Regions from separate parts of the Homo sapiens genome. Here region 2 is linked to region 1. The links are chromatin loops, found by intact Hi-C in ENCODE. Cell type or tissue: PC-9. All regions are shown on one strand. Each heading gives the region's core, and the rest is flanking DNA. Links, peaks and the distances in the headings are about the cores only.

Region 1 (5,367 bases), core at 211-5,210:
AAAGAACGTGCATTTGGGCTGGGAGATATAGGGTTTCCCATCCTTGGCTTTATTGGATTTAAGGATGTAAGTTAACCAGCTATATAGTCTGATACTGGAAGGCCTAAGCAAAGTTAACAGGTCTCCTACCTTGTTCCCTAAACTGAGAGCTTCTCAGAGCCTTTATTATGCTGCTGCATTTTGTGAGTATATTCACAAAGTGGTATACAATACACAGCATTTTCTAAAGTGACTGTGGAGCCCTCTTTTCACACATTTGGGAAGTTCTGGTCTGCAGCAGTGCTCCCTAACCTTTTCCATGGCCTATCTATTCCATGAATAGAATTAACATTTGTTTGGCATCCTGGTAGATGCTTCAGGACTTTGGCTGCTCAGATCCAGCCTGGCTGCTTTAAGGTAGGCAGAGTGGTTGGGAAACTCTGGTCTAGACTCTTTATAAATTAGATATCCTCAGGCCCACAGACAAGAAAATCAGCCTTGCTTATAGAGCCTCCTGGATTCCTCAGTTGCCAGGCACCTGACGACTATACAAGGATAAGGGTCTCTGCATGGGGTCCAACCCCATAGATCTTCATTCCCTGGATGCCCCCTTCTCTCCCTCCCTCCCCTTGTGATTCTCATTTTTATTCTCTCTCCTCCTCTCTTTCTTTAACATAATTTACCTCTCTCTCTTTCTTTCTTTCTGCTTACCACTCCCAGATGGATAGATACATATACACTCATGCACACAAGTTATAGAGGATGGTGCTGATGTATAGAGAATAAGTAGAGCTCATTAATGATGGGAATAGGCACACCAGTTTATTTATTTCTTTATTAACTTTTAAGTTCAGGGGTACAAGTGCAGGTTTGTTACATAGGTAAACTTGTGTCATGGGGGTTTGTTGTACAGATTATTTCATCACCCAGGTATTAAGCCTAGTAACCATTAGTTGATTTTCTTGATCCTCTTCCTTCTTCCACCCTCTACCCTCCAAAAGGCCCCAGAGTTTATTGTTCCCTTATATGTGTCCGTGTGTTCTCACCATTTAGCTTCCATTTGTAAGTGAGAACATGTGGTATTTGGTTTTCTGTTCCTGTGTTAGTTTGGTGAGGATAATGGCCCCCAGCTCCATCCATGTCTCTGGAAAGGACATGACCTCATTCTTTTTTATGGCTTCATAGTATTCCATGGTATATATGTACCACATTTTCTGTATCCAGTCTATTATTGATGGGCATTTAGGTTGAGAGTATGTCTTTGCTATTGTGAATAGTGCTACAATGAACATATGTGTGCATGCGTCTTTATAATAGAATGATTTATATTCCTTTGCATATAAATCCAGTAATGAGATTGCTGAGTTGAATGGGATTTCTGACTTTAGGTCTTTGAGGAATTGCCACACTGTTTACCACAATGGTTGAACTAATTTGCACTTCTACCACCATTGTATAAGCATTCCTTTTTCTCCACAACCTCGCCAGCATCTGTTATTTTTTGACTTTTTAAATAATTGCCATTCTGACTGGTGTGAGATGGTATCTCATTGTGGTTTCATTTGCATTTCTCTAGTGATCGGTGATGTTGAGCTGTTTTTTCATATGATTGTTGGCCACATGTATGTCTGTATGTCTTCTTTTGAAAACTGTCTGTTCATGTCCTTGCTCACTTTTTTATGGGGTTGATTTTTTTTTTTGTTTTTTGTAAATTGTACACCAGTTTTAGAGAGAAGCCATGAGCTGGCTGCTCCTACAGCAGTGAAATGACTTTCTTCGTTCTCTGCCCAGTAGCTCTGGTGCCCACACCCCTGCCTCCTACTGCAGGACTGCAGGGTAAGACACCGAGGGCATAACCTCCAGCCTCAGCACACTGAAGGCGCTCTCGATCATACAGTAGGTGACTCAGGGCAAGCCTGCTGCTCACTCTCATCTCACACCCCTACTCCATCATCTCCACTTTCCCACTGGCCAGAACTGGTACTCTAGTTATAATAAGGTTGCATCTTGACTTCCATTTTCTCAATCATCTCATTCCTCTTCCCGAAGGAACTGGAGTTCTGTTACCTGCTGTTATAGACTGAATTCTGTCCCCCTAAAATTCATATGATGAAGCCCTAACCCCCAGTGTGACTTTATTTGGAGACAATGCCTTAAAGGGGTAATTAAAGTTAAAGGAGGTCATAAGTATGGGGCCCTAATCCAATATGACTGGTGCTGGCTGGGTGCGGTGGCTCACACCTGTACTCCCAGCACTTTGGGAGGTGGAGGTGGGCAGATCGCTTGAGGTCAAGAGATCAAGACCAGCCTGGCCAACATGGTGAAACCTGTCTCTATTAAAAATACAAAAATTAGTGAGGCTAAAAAATTACCCAGCTACTTGGGAGGGTGAGGCAGGATAATTGCTTGAACCTGGGAGGAGGTGGAGGTTACAGTGAGCAGAGATCACACCACTGCACTCCAGCCTGGGCAGCAGAGCAAGACTCAGTCTAAAAAAAAATAACAACAACAAAGAACAATATGATTAGTGCTGTTATGCTGTTATAAGAGGAGAGAATGACACCCGGGGGCGCATGTGCTGAGGAAAGGCTGTGTGACGACCCTGTGAGAAGGCAGCTGTCTGTAAGCCAAGGAGAGAGGTCTCAAAGAAAGCAAACCCGCAGACACCTTCATTTTGGACTTCCAGAACAGTGAGAAATACATTTCTGTGGTTTAAGCCATCCATTCTGTGGTTTGTTATAGCAGCCCCGGCAGACTAATACATTTGCTGCCACCTGCTGCCATGTTCTTGACACTGCTTTCCAGCTGGGATCCTTGTTTACTGACCTCTATACAGCAGGTTATTTAGTTTAGAAGCAAGACATTTGGGTTTGAAACCCTGCTTGTGTTTGAATCCTGTCCCTGCCACTTGCTGGCTGGGTAACCTTGAGTAAACTCAGTAAACTCCCTTATCTTCATTTCATTTTTGATGAGAAAGGATAACAATACCTTCCTCAGAGGCTCAAATAAGATATATGCAAAGTGCTAAGAACTTGGCCTGGTACATGTTAGTATTAATAACAAAGTTATTAAAAATTCTGGCTTGTTAAGTTGATATAATGATACCATAGGTGAATAAGATAGAAGGCAAATGAGACAACTTATGTTGTACATGTTGTGTTTGGCACAAAGTCAGGGCTTAATACTGGTTGGGTCTCTTTCCTACAAGTCTGCCATGTTCCCTTGGTTTGTATGCACTCTGTGCCTGGTGCTGAGCCCCTGACTGTTATAACTGCCTGTAGATCCCACATTCCAACTGTTGGACTAGTCTCCTGCCCATGCTATCATAGCTCTCTTACCTGTTTAATTTTTTTATCCTTAGCATTGATTACTAGCTTGCCTACTGTATATATATATTTAACTTATTTAATTTATTCATTTTTTCTTTCCTTTGGAATATAAGCTTCACGAGGGTATGGCGTATTGTAGACACTCAGTCTAGAATTGTCAAAAGAGTGAATGAATGAACAAATGGTAGATGCAAAAGCAGATTCCAGTGCATGGAGGGGGAAATAATGTATTATTGTGGCTAAATGCTCAGGGTCTGAAGCCAGAGGAACAGAATTCAAATCCCGACTTTATTACTTTCTAGCAGTGGGTTTTAGACCAGTTGTTTAGATGTAAGAATCAAATGAATAAATACAAGTAAGTGCAGAGAATGGTACCTGTAAGAGCCTAGTAGACATCAAGTGGTGCTCTCGAGAAGTTATAGAGAAATTGATGGGAATCAGTAATGGGGAAAACCTATGACTCTTTCTTGATATTTGAATAAGAAAGTGTATTAGTCTGTTCTCATGCTGCTATAAAGAACTTCCCAAGACTGGGTAATTTATAAAGAAAAGAGGCTTAATTGACTTACAGTTCTGCAGGGCCGGGGAGGCCTCAGGAAACTTACAATCATGGTGGAAGAGGAAGCAAACACGCCTTTCTTCATGTGGTGGCAGGAAGGAGAAGAATGAGCAAAAAAGGGGGAAAAGATCCTTATAAAACCATCAGATCTCATGAAAACTCACTCAATATCATGAGAACAGCAGCATGGGGGTAACTGCCCCCATGATTCAATTGCCTGCCACCAAGTTCCTCCCATGACACGTGCGGATTATGGGAACTACAATTCAAGCTGAGATTTGGGTGGGGATACAGCCAAACCATATCAGAAGAGAGTGAGGGGGTAAAAATTAGATAAATAGGCTCTAGAGTACAAAAATAGGATTTCTCTTCTCTATGATGAGAAATTAATTCTCATCCTGACTTTGCAATTCCACTGGACCACATTCAAGTCCAGAAGAGGAATTCAGGGCCAGGCATTCCTACCTAGAATAGGTTCACAGGAATAACGAAGTTCAGTTAGCCCCACTTATTGTCAACTCTTAACACTGGTGTGGTATATGACAGGTGGCAAAGCCCTTCTACCTGCCTCTTCCCTGGTCCCTTCCTCACTGCAGCCCTGGGAGGAGGTAGACTTTCTTCTTATTTTATCCATGAGAACACTGAGGCTCTCAACAGGTTCTACTTACTTGAGATCATGGAGCTTCAAGAGCAAGGGCCAGACTGCAAACCAAACTCCTCTGAGTCTAATGCTAGGCGAGTCTCTCTGTTGTCATACACTGATTAGTTGTAACAGTGGGGAGGAAAGTAGAAACTTTGGTGCCATTTTTCTCCAGAAATAAGATCCAGTCTTCTTTCTTTGTATAAGTGGTACTTTGTTATCTCCTGGAAAAAAAATTGTTCTTCCACTTTTGCAGAGTTTTGTTTTCTGTTATGTGAGATCATAAGAGTTACCATAGCCTGTGTGGGAGCTGAACTTAATGCAGTGGGGGGTCGATCGATTCTAAAGCAATTGGAGAGCTGAGTGTCTCTCTTAAAAGGCAATTGTGTTTTATTGAATTTTTCAATTCTCAACTACAGGGGGATTACAGGATTGCCTGAGTGCTGGTTGTTGGAACAAGGGAAGGTCTCTCCATAGGTCTGGGTTGTGTAGAAAGAAGCAGCTCAGTGCAGTGTGGAGATGGCACACTGGGGCCTTAGAGTCCATGCCTAGTATATGAGTATTTTGTTTAGGATGCCCAGTATATTACATCAAATACATTTTATTTTGCTAGTATTAAAATCCAGAATATTTCACATAAACTTATGGGTTTATTTTTCTTTTGAAAAAAAGAAGATCTGGCAACACTGGACCCCGTTCTATGGCAACAATTGGCTAGGTCTGAATATCGGATGCTCCCCTCAAATGAGGCATGAGTCCTTCAGTTTGTCACAGCCCCCTCCATCACCTATGGTCTTACATCCCTTCCATTTCACTGATGACCCTAGAGGATATTTTGGTTTGTAACCATAAATAATATA
Region 2 (5,367 bases), core at 368-5,367, 190 kb before region 1:
CTGGGTCCCATAGCCTTCCTGCTTCCTTGGCACCTTCTGTGCCATGAGGGGCACCCCCTGCACGCTGTAGCCACTCCCCCGAGCTGCTCTGTAGCTGCACTGCACCTCGAATCCTGCTTGGACGCGAAACCCTCTCTCCCCTCACGACTCCCACATGCTGAGGTGCTTCAAGAGCCAGATTCACAATGTTCCTTTTCCCTTTATAAAGCAGGTGTTATGGACCCCGAACTGTGGCCTCTGAGGAGATCCTCACATGAGCTTTGGGTTGAGTGGGTGAGGGGTTCCAACCACCTGAGACGAAAGGAATTATGCTTTGTGAATAAGGATAGGCGCATTCTGGGGAAGAAGGTCTAAAGGGGGCTCTGTGAGAAGTCCTGCCTTGAGTCGTCTGTGGGGCCCCTCCCAGCTATCCCAAGAGGACCCCCTCGGGTTCCAGTTGCCTCCTCCCAGCCTGGGAGAAGCTGACCTGGGGTCTGTGTGGGGTCGGAGGGGACCCTCCCCGCCCCGCTGAGAGGTGAGTGACGGATCTTGACCTTTCTTTCTCTTGCAGATTTCCAAGCCCTGGATTCCCTCAAGTCCAGCCCCCTCCTCAGAGAATGGAGGCCCTGCCAGCCCAGGCCTCCCCGCAGAAGCCTCAGGCTCAGGCCCTGGCTCTCCCCATCTTCACCCGCCTGATAAGAGTTCTCCCTGCCACTCACAGCTTCTGGAAGCCCAGACTCCTGAAGCTTCCCAGGCTTCTCCCTGCCCCGCTGTGACTCCATCAGCTCCAAGTGCAGCCCTGCCTGACGAGGGCTCCCGCCACACCCCCAGCCCGGGGCTCCCTGCCGAGGGGGCTCCAGAGGCCCCCAGACCCAGCAGCCCACCCCCTGAGGTCTTGGAGCCCCATAGCCTGGATCAGCCCCCTGCCACCTCACCCCGGCCCCTGATCGAGGTGGGTGAGTTGCTGGATCTCACTCGGACGTTTCCATCTGGCGGGGAGGAGGAGGCCAAGGGTGACGCACACCTCCGCCCCACCAGCCTGGTTCAGCGCCGATTCTCTGAAGGTGTGCTCCAGTCACCCAGTCAGGACCAGGAGAAGCTGGGGGGCTCGCTGGCTGCCCTGCCCCAAGGCCAGGGGAGCCAGTTGGCCCTGGATCGTCCCTTTGGGGCAGAGTCCAACTGGAGCTTATCACAGTCCTTCGAATGGACCTTCCCCACGAGGCCCTCGGGTCTGGGCGTGTGGCGGCTGGACTCCCCGCCTCCCTCCCCCATCACTGAAGCCAGTGAGGCCGCCGAGGCTGCTGAGGCTGGCAACTTGGCCGTTTCCAGCAGGGAAGAAGGAGTGTCTCAGCAGGGGCAAGGGGCTGGGTCAGCTCCAAGTGGGTCAGGAAGTTCCTGGGTGCAGGGGGATGATCCAAGCATGTCCCTCACCCAGAAGGGCGATGGGGAGAGTCAACCTCAATTCCCAGCTGTTCCCCTTGAGCCCCTGCCTACAACTGAGGGCACACCTGGATTACCTTTGCAGCAGGCAGAGGAGAGATACGAGTCGCAGGAGCCCTTGGCTGGACAGGAGTCCCCTCTCCCCCTGGCTACCAGGGAGGCAGCCTTGCCCATCCTGGAGCCAGTCCTGGGGCAGGAGCAGCCAGCAGCCCCTGACCAGCCCTGTGTTCTCTTTGCTGATGCCCCTGAGCCTGGACAGGCACTGCCTGTTGAGGAGGAGGCCGTGACCCTAGCCCGGGCTGAGACCACCCAAGCCAGGACAGAGGCTCAAGACTTGTGTAGGGCATCCCCCGAGCCTCCAGGCCCTGAAAGCAGCTCCCGCTGGCTGGACGACCTCCTGGCTTCACCACCACCCAGTGGTGGCGGTGCAAGGCGGGGAGCTGGAGCTGAGCTGAAGGACACACAGTCCCCAAGTACCTGCTCTGAGGTGAGAATGGGCATAGGGAGAATGGGACTTCTGGGGACAGAGGCCAGGGCTTGGGTGGGCTTCATTCTTTGAACATGGATTTTACATGTCGAGAGCTTGGGCTGTGGTAGTGAGCAAGGCAGCTGTGGACCTGCAGATTGTAGCTCTGCAGAGCCACACAGGACGGTGTGTGTGTGGGGTTTCGTGTGAGGCTCTATCCCAGCTCCAGCAATCGCTAGCTGATTGGTCTTGGGAAGAACGTACCTTAACTGCTGGGCTTCAGAGTGCTTTCCTGATAGTAGCATTGGCCTCTTAGAGTTATATTGTGGGTAAATCGAGGTGGAAAGCTCTCGGCACAGTGCGTGGCAGGTGCTGAGTATTCAGTCTCTCATTATGGGAATATCGTTCAAGGCAAAATAGTGTAGCCATTTAGAGCGTGGGCTCCTGGGTTCATCTCCTGGCTCTGCTTTCCTTTGCCCAGGTGTGACCTTAAAAGAGTGACTTTTCTGCCCTCTGCCTCAGTTTCCACATCTGTAAAATGTGGATAACAAGATGAGTTCTACCTCCAAGGGTGTTGGCAAGGGTTCAATGAGCTGTAATGTCTAAAGTGCTAAGAATAGTGCCTGGCTCATCCTAAGTGCTTAAGAAGTGTTGGCTTTTACAAACGTTATTAACATTGAGCTCCAGACCTGCTTTGTAGACAGGCAGCTGGGCCTCAGAGGAGGTTAGCCTTGTGCAGTTATCCAGCAAGTTGGTGGCTGGGCCCGGGCCAGCGCCGTTTCCCGGCCCAGTGCCCTTTCTCCTACCAGGCTGCCTCTGAATTTAAGGGCCGGGGGCCAGGTGGCTTTCGAAATTTATTTCTCAAGCCGGGCCTGGGCTGCAAGGGGCGGGGCTGCAGGAAAGGAGGAGCCAGGGGGCCTCTGGGGGCTGCGGGGCGGGGAGAAGGAGGAGCAGGAAGGGGTTAAGCTGACTCCTGTAGTAGGTGTGTCTGTCCCGGGATGTGGGTGACTCAACTGGCTCCTGGGCGGGGCTGCCCAAGCTGCAGCTGCTCCGGAGGGAGCAGGGCCAGGGTGAGGGAGAGCCAGCGCCAGAGCCGTCGGACAGGTCCCAGCGCGGGTAGCAGCCCAGCTCTATCCCTGCGCCCGGCTGGCCGCACCCAGCAGCCCCAAGGCGGGTTGGGGGCGGGGGGCCATGGCCCAGCCTGGGGATGGGGAGGCCAGCATGTCTATCCTGGAGCGGCTGCTGGCCAACGCTGCGCTGAGGGATGAGGCTGGCCGGCTCCGAAGCCCTGAGCCCAGGGCTCTCCCGCCCACAAGGGTGAGTCAGGGAGCGTGAGGTGGGGGGTGGGGTGCAAGAAGCCCTGGCTGGGATTTTCCCCTGTGCCAGAGGCTGCCCCTCTTGTCTTTCCTGGGCCAGGGTGAGGGCTGAGAGGTCTTCCTGGGGAAGATTGAGCAGACGGCACTTTGGCTGGGGAAGAAGGGCCTGGGTACTTATAGGAGGATGGGGGTCAGATGGGGCATGGGGGAGGACGGGCTGGAAAAGCTGTCATTGGTGTTGGAACCTTGCCTTGCAAGGGAAGTCGCAGAGAGGCTTTGAATCTTGACCTCTCCTAATCAAAAGGAAAGTGCACTGCCTGCCATTCCTGTGTGAAGACCACTCCTCTCCTGGCTGTTAGCCAAGTATTGCCCAAGAGTTGTAAACATGACCATGGGACCATCGATTGAGTGCCCACTGCATGCCAAGCACTATGCTGAGTGCTTGGTCTAAATGATCTCATTTAATCCTCTCACACCAGCCCCATGCAATAGGAATTATCCTCGTTTAAGGATGAGGACGCTGAGACCCAGAGTGGTTAAGTGATTTGCTCAAGGTCACACAGCTTTCTGTTGCCAAAGTGGGGCTTTCAGGCACTAGGCAGCGCTGACTCTGCTGGATTGACTCCCACCCTGATGGAATCTAATCGTTGTTTCTTTGTCTGTTTTTTTTTCTTATTCCCAGGGACTCCTTGGCTGGTCCCAGAAAGATCTGCAGAGTGAATTTGGGATCACAGGAGACCCACAGCCCAGCAGTTTCAGTCCTTCCAGCTGGTGTCAAGGTGCTTCTCAGGACTATGGCCTTGGGGGTGCAAGCCCTAGAGGAGACCCAGGTCTCGGAGAGAGGGACTGGACCAGCAAGTATGGGCAAGGAGCAGGGGAAGGGAGCACCAGGGAGTGGGCCAGCAGGTGTGGCATCGGCCAGGAGGAGATGGAGGCCAGCAGCAGCCAAGACCAGAGTAAAGTGTCTGCCCCAGGGGTGCTCACAGCCCAGGACCGGGTAGTTGGAAAGCCAGCCCAGCTTGGCACTCAGCGGAGCCAGGAGGCAGATGTTCAGGACTGGGAGTTCAGAAAGAGGGATTCCCAGGGCACTTACTCCAGCCGGGATGCAGAACTCCAGGACCAGGAATTCGGAAAGAGAGATTCACTGGGTACCTACAGTAGTCGAGATGTAAGCCTTGGGGACTGGGAATTTGGGAAGAGAGATTCTCTGGGTGCTTATGCCAGCCAAGATGCCAACGAGCAGGGCCAAGATTTGGGGAAGAGGGACCACCATGGTAGGTACAGCAGCCAGGATGCCGATGAGCAGGACTGGGAGTTTCAGAAGAGAGATGTGTCACTCGGCACCTATGGCAGCCGGGCTGCGGAGCCACAGGAACAGGAGTTTGGGAAGAGCGCTTGGATAAGGGACTACAGCAGTGGTGGCAGCTCCAGGACCCTTGACGCCCAGGACAGAAGCTTTGGAACGAGACCCCTGAGCTCTGGGTTCAGCCCCGAGGAAGCCCAGCAACAGGATGAGGAATTTGAGAAGAAGATTCCAAGTGTGGAAGACAGCCTTGGAGAGGGCAGCAGGGATGCTGGCCGGCCAGGAGAGAGAGGATCCGGGGGCTTGTTCAGTCCTAGCACTGCCCACGTGCCGGATGGGGCACTCGGGCAGAGAGACCAGAGCAGCTGGCAAAACAGTGATGCTAGCCAGGAGGTGGGAGGGCATCAGGAGAGACAGCAGGCAGGGGCTCAGGGCCCTGGCAGTGCTGACCTGGAAGATGGGGAGATGGGAAAGCGAGGCTGGGTCGGTGAGTTTAGCCTCAGTGTTGGCCCCCAGCGAGAGGCAGCATTTAGCCCAGGGCAGCAGGACTGGAGCCGGGACTTCTGCATCGAGGCCAGTGAGAGGAGCTATCAGTTTGGCATCATTGGCAACGACAGAGTGAGTGGTGCTGGCTTTAGCCCTTCTAGCAAGATGGAAGGTGGTCACTTTGTGCCTCCTGGGAAGACCACAGCTGGCTCGGTGGACTGGACTGACCAGCTGGGTCTCAGGAACTTGGAAGTGTCCAGCTGTGTGGGTTCTGGGGGCTCGAGCGAGGCCAGGGAGAGTGCCGTGGGACAGATGGGCTGGTCAGGTGGCCTGAGCTTGAGAGACATGAACCTGACCGGCTGTTTGGAAAGTGGAGG

Evidence for each region. Peaks named below come from ENCODE experiments on the same cell type or tissue, not always from the same donor. Only the 100,000 strongest peaks of a DNase experiment are listed, where the experiment ranks them.
Region 2: a loop joins it to region 1, with 18 times the contacts of the local background. A loop is called at or near these places in 1 of 110 quality-filtered maps.

The regions. Positions count from the first base shown.
Region 1 is chr11:57,114,167-57,119,533 of GRCh38, reverse strand. All of the region lies in intron 6 of LOC105369309 (a long non-coding RNA gene), which reads left to right. Among named protein-coding and RNA genes, the nearest start is that of LRRC55, 65 kb to the left of the region's middle. In PC-9, for the core only: CTCF peaks have their summits at 2,551 and 2,760 (motif pointing left); a DNase peak (open chromatin) is centred at 2,663.
Region 2 is chr11:57,309,073-57,314,439 of GRCh38, reverse strand. It overlaps TNKS1BP1 (tankyrase 1 binding protein 1), which reads left to right. Exons shown (of 12, transcript NM_033396.3): 5 at 551-1,906; 6 at 3,884-5,367. Among named protein-coding and RNA genes, the nearest start is that of TNKS1BP1, 13 kb to the left of the region's middle. RefSeq lists a silencer at 2,960-3,169. In PC-9, for the core only: no CTCF peak of the experiment used is centred there; a DNase peak (open chromatin) is centred at 2,909; H3K4me3 peaks cover 1,654 bases; H3K27ac peaks cover 2,347 bases.